Linked DNA regions of Mus musculus: region 2 is linked to region 1. A link is a loop called in an ENCODE intact Hi-C map of the cell type or tissue named here. Cell type or tissue: gastrocnemius. All regions are shown on one strand. Links, peaks and the distances in the headings refer to the core of each region. The heading gives the core; the rest is flanking DNA. Region 1 has its middle 25 kb from the start of Gm26344. Region 2 has its middle 11 kb from the start of Gm31651.

Region 1 (2,925 bases), core at 139-2,638:
CTTCTACCCTTCGCCACCCTTTATCCACCCCTTCAACTCCCTAACACTAGACAGGAGAGGGAAAAAAAAGAATAAAGAGGAGAGAGGAAAAGATCCCTGAACCTAATTTCTTCTTTCTTTTTTTGATCACAACTACTAATAACCCTCAACCACCACCACCCCTGAATGACCAACAACCACCATAGCCCACCAACTACCAACCTCACCTCTCAAGGTCCTAGCATTTATATGCCCTCTGAAAAGTTCCCAGAATCCAAATGGCATACCGTTGCAGCAACTGTTTACAGCTGCCCAAATCACACGCCTGCTAAAGCACGAGGCAAATCATAGTCAGCTGTCTGAAGCTACCCTGTATCACATCCCTAGGATTAAACCAAAAACAAATTCTTATAATATTTCTGTGTTTTTTAAAGAAACGAGAATTCCAAAATTGTCACTACAAAGAGTCATCTTCCCTCCCTTGGTTACTGCAATACTCTTCTGCCAAGAGTAGCTAAGCTATGGAATCGTCTCCAGTGTCCAACAGCAGATGAATGAGTAAAGAAAATGTGTTATTATTCATGCTGGGCTACTATTCAGTCACAAAAAGAGTAAAATCTATAACATGCAGCAGCATGGATGGACCTGGAGAGCACTGTGTTGGGTAAATACATCAGACACAGAATGACAGATGTCACTTGCTCTCACTTGCATGTATGTGTGCTAAAATTTAACTTTCTATAGAATAGGACAGTGGTTACCAAGGAGAAGGTTCAGGGAGGAAAGAATGAATGGAGGGTATAGCTAGTTTGAGGTTTCTGGTGGGTGGACTGAATGATTTCTAGTGTTCTGTAGCCCAGTGGGGTAACTGTGGTGGAAAACAGCTAATTGAATATTTCAAAATAGCTAGTAGAGAGGATCTGAATGCTTTCAATACAAAGAGATGGTTAATTACAGAAACAATGGATAGGCTGATTGTCAATCTCTGGTCATTGCATTTTGTTAAAATGTATCAAAATGCCACACTGTGCTTCATAAATATGTACAACTACATGCCAAGTTTAAAAGTACACAACACAGGTGAACATATGTGTGTGTGTAGAGAGAGAGAGAGAGCATGAAAATAACCCAAATTTCTATTATTTATTAAAGGATAAACACAGCTAACTACTGATATTTGCACCAGCAAGACTGAATCTACAAAGCATTAGGTTAAAGAAACGAGGGCAGGCACAAAGAACTACATACCATGACTCCTGCACATGACATTTTAGAACATATGACACTATTAGAACAGAAAGCAAGTCAGTGCTCACCTGGTCCTGAAGATGGACTTGACTACAAATGTGTGCAGGGAAACCATGGGAAATGACCGTTTCTGTATCCTGATTGTGATGGTGGTTATGTAAGCACACATACTGATCGAAAACACATAGCCTCGTACATTCCCAATTGATGGATTTCAGTGTATGCAAAATTCATAAACCTCACTTCAATAAGCTAGGTAAACTCCACAGTCAACCAGCAGGTGTCATGCATTCATTTATGAAAAAAATCAACAGCTCAGAGCAAAATGATTGTTTGCCTAATATTTGTACCTACAGTGATCATCAACATCACATTCAAGACAGATTCAAGAAATGAAAATATCCTAAGTATTCCACCTGCTCTAAGCAACTGTGCTGAATCCATCAAGACAGAGAACAAGATGTGCTTCACTTCACTGTGTCTAATGTCTCGAAGATTGTCAGAAAATGCAGTCACAGCTTTACAAACAGTGTTTGCCCAACCTTGGCAAACTCAGTCCTTTAATGGAGTTTCCTCTCTTTTCTATGTAACCGCCTGATGAGCCTCAGGGAATTCACATGCCATAAACTTTAGCCTGAGCAAAGCAACTCGCATGCTGTTTGGCAACTTCCAGGTAAGTTTCTTCTCTTTTGACTATCGCCCTCAAATGACAAACTGCTGCCAGTTGTCAGTGCTCAATAGCAAGCTGGGTCGCACGGTACCCTCTGCTCAATAGTGTCTGCTGATGGTGGGAAAGTGGGTGATCAGAACTTACGACATTCTTACATCTTAAGACTGGGTGAAAAGTGAAGGGTCCAAAGAATGGTCAGAACAATTGAGAAGCACATGAAGTCACATGGATGTTTGCTTTGGAGGAACACAGGGTGACAGTTGGGACTTACAGACAGAAGTAAGGGCAGGAGTACACAGAAAAAAAACAACTTAAGAGAGTGAAACAGATGCATGGCTCACACAATGAGCCAGAAGGAAGTCTTAACCTTTCTCTGCCAAATACATTTGGAGCGAATTCATTTGGAGATGTCTAGAGACTCCTTAGAATAATGTTTACTTGGATTACATAGAATATTATAAGTTCATAAAAATGATACTTGGAAAAGTGTGTGGCAACTTCAAAATAACATAAAAGTGTATTTATAGATTTAGAATGATTAATATTTGGGGGACTTGTATATGTCATGTCGAACATGTCCAAGTAAGGGAACAATCTGGGAGAGTGGGTTCTATCCTTTAACCGCATAGGTGCTGGAGATCTAAATCAGGTTATCAGGCTGTGGCAAGCGCTTTCACCTGCTGAGACATCTCGCTAAGCCCAACATGGATGGTTTATGTCATAGGTACTGTTACCTTCGGTAGTTTTCATCTTCTTTCCCCTAAATTGACAATTATTGAAACCCTCGATTTAGTTTAGAGAAATTAGAGTTGTAGTTTTTCTTTCTAAACACAGCTTTGTGTTTGATGTATGTACGATTTGAGGAGGCAAAGTTATATACAGACTGTGAGATGGAAGGAAGACAGGATGGTGGGGAAGAGGAACCATGAAGGATGGAAGCCGAAGAAACTTCCTTCTGCAGGAGAGACTTTCCCCCTCTTCACAAAGTTCATGGTGTTCACGTCGTTTTACCTACAAAGCTGCAGTGC
Region 2 (2,925 bases), core at 172-2,671, 170 kb after region 1:
CCCATTGCCTGCTTTGGGCTCTGTGAGTCTAACAAAACCCTATTTTACCATGGGGCTTGGGTTGGCTCTGACCTTCTCAAGAACATCTATTTTCTGCTGTGCTTCAAAATTTACCACAGAGTCCCAATCCCAGCTCTCTCCACATTACATGATCTTATGAAATTTATTTTTCACCCCAACTGGCTCCTATGACTCTTCAACACCCCCAAATCTCATTCAGCTAACAAGTAGCAAGAATCAACCCCACCCCACCCCACCCCATTTGGGGGGGGGAGGGGCAATGGATGACACAAATGATGGCAGAACTATGGTTAAATATTTTGTTCAATCCTACCATTATGTTAGTTGTCTGACAGCGCTGGGAATTGAGCTCGGAGTCCTGAACTTCCTAACCAAGTGCTCTGCTGCTGCGCTGCACTGTAAGCCCTGGTTCAGTCCCACTGATGACAAATTGTAACTCCAAGTCAAGAGAAAAATGCCGGGAAGGGACAATGTTTCAAAACAAACTGCCAAGCGCAGATAGTCTCTGCTACATTTTAAACCTTGCCCTTTGTTCTTCTCTGGGACTTATCTTCTACTAGATCAGATTTATATTCAATTACATGTATAATATTTATATCCTATTATATTCTATTATGTATCTAGATCAAACTTATATTCTAAAGCACCATATTTCATCAATGGAGAACATCTAGACCTCTTCCCGGGCTCACTTTGTTGTAGAGGCAAATGCTTTGATTCTGTTGTTATGGCTTATTTATTGTATTTTGGTTTGTTTATCTGTTTGTTTGTTTGTTTGTTTGTTTGCTGAAGGCTGCTTACTAGCAGGTTCCGGTCATCATTCAGTTAATCTAGTACTTAATGCTACTTTCCCTGGAAGAAATGCTTTAAAGAAATCCAGCCAGCAACAGATTTCCCAGGAAAACTCTTGTTTAGCATTCGGTGGGATTCTTATCTCTACCACCAAGCCCCTTTGGGCCTCTCTCTTGAATTCTAACTGAAGAATAACCATAGACAGTTCTGTCTTTTGTAAGCTTCAGGAGCAACCTATCTACAATCATGTCAATGATGTCCTTACCAGAATTCAACAAAGAATTTCTCGAATAGCAAAGTACAAAACGATCTTCATCTGCAGATAGGATTATGTCCTTGATAGCACAGCTCTGGCAGCTGTAGTAGCTAAGCCAAATAATAACGATCGATTGCATAAACTTGGCAGAAAGAGCTCCACATTGCTTTCTCTAGGATGTCTAGTTCAAAACTTCACTGCGTGTTTATAGCCATCAAGTTTGGTTTCAAATCAAACATGCCCTGGGCAGTAGCTGGGCAGTAATGTAGTGCCACCTAGCTTCTCTCCTGGGGTGGAGTCCATCCCCAGATGTTCTCGGTCACTGAAGAAACTGGGTTGTCTTCTGCAGCGTGCCAGGGCTTCCTGAGGCACAAACAGGCAAACGAAGAAACTTCTCTATGTCCATCCCTCCAGGGACAGCTGAGCATTAGAGATTTGCCCTAGAGTTAGGCAAGATCATCTACTGCAGTGGTTCTCAACCTCCCTGATGGTGTGACTCTTTAATACAGATCCTCGTGTTGTCGTGAGCCCCAAAAATAACATTATTTCATTGTCACTTCATAGCTGTAATTCTGCTACTGTTACAAATTGCAATGTAGGGGGCTGGAGAGATGGCTCAGTGGGTAAGAGCACCCGAATGCTCTCCAAAGGTCTGGAGTTCAAATCCCAGCAACCACATGGTGTCTCACAACCATCCGTAACGAGATCTGACTCCCTCTTCTGGAGTGTCTGAAGACAGCGACAGTGTACATACATTAAAGAAAGAAAGAAAGAAAGAAAGAAAGAAAGAAAGAAAGAAAGAAAGAAAGAAAGAAAGAAAGAAAGAAATCTTTTTAAAAAATTGTAATGTAAGTGTCTGATATGCAGACTATCTAGTATGTGGCTCACAAAGTGTTGAGAATTTCTGCTTTACGGACCAGTTAGCTTATCGTAGGTTTGAACACTCCCATCATGCATTTCTCCTAAGCACCCCCACCTTACGCGCAAACGTCTCTATTTCTATACAGTATGCTTTCCCAGCCTAAAATCTCCTTGTCCCTCACTCTTTCAAACCTTCCCACACATTCAGGTTTCCCTTCCTTCATCAGCACTCCCCTAACGACACTGAGCCATAGTCCTGATCTCATGTCTGCCCTGTTTTATTATCACGCCTATGTTAGATCTTCTGTTACTTGGCCAGAGTCATCCCGTTCCAGGCCATCCTTCAAGACTGTCACACTTCCTATCAGATAAACCACACGGTAGACTCCATGGTATCCCCTTAACAGTGTGCATGCTGCCTCTAGTAGAAGTCCCCGTGAGGCTCTGAGCAGGAGATACATTCTAGTCTCCTGATTCATAATTTACGTTGTTGCTGAATGAATAAAAGATTGAATGAATAAAGCACAGCACTGTTTATTTGGTATTGTTTCATCAACTAGTCTACATTTCTGAGAGAACTGGTTGCATATGAACACAATGACAAACGCCCGCTTAATTTTCTCCCCCCCCACCCCCATAAAAATAGGAAAACAAAATCCCAGCGAGTTTGCTCTCCCCCTCAATCAACCAGTCTCCTCTAGCCTCCTACTTTCTGGTCTATGACTTGCTTCTATTCCACTGGGAGAAATAAAGGAAGGGAAGCAATCGGGATTTCTGCCAGCATGGAAGGAAGATGAAAATTAGAAAAGTCAGCTGAGGTTAGCTGGAAACCTGAAGGTCAGTCACGCACTACAGCACACAGTGAGGCTCCAGCACACGCCTGTGCCTGTGCTGCCTGGAGCCAGAGACACAGCCTTTAGTGACCCAACGGCGTCAGAGACGGAGGGGACTCTCCCCACACAAATGCAGCTCCAGACTCTTCTCTCACATTAGAC

What was found. Peaks named below come from ENCODE experiments on the same cell type or tissue, not always from the same donor. Only the 100,000 strongest peaks of a DNase experiment are listed, where the experiment ranks them.
Region 2: it touches region 1 in a loop (3-fold over the local background); 8 of 42 quality-filtered maps call a loop at or near these places.

What each region holds. Positions count from the first base shown.
Region 1 is chr3:116,039,468-116,042,392 of GRCm38, forward strand. No RefSeq gene overlaps it. Among named protein-coding and RNA genes, the nearest start is that of Gm26344, 25 kb to the right of the region's middle. In gastrocnemius, for the core only: a CTCF peak has its summit at 1,494; no DNase peak of the experiment used is centred there.
Region 2 is chr3:116,208,128-116,211,052 of GRCm38, forward strand. No RefSeq gene overlaps it. Among named protein-coding and RNA genes, the nearest start is that of Gm31651, 11 kb to the left of the region's middle. In gastrocnemius, for the core only: a CTCF peak has its summit at 1,345; no DNase peak of the experiment used is centred there; H3K4me3 peaks cover 75 bases; H3K27ac peaks cover 522 bases.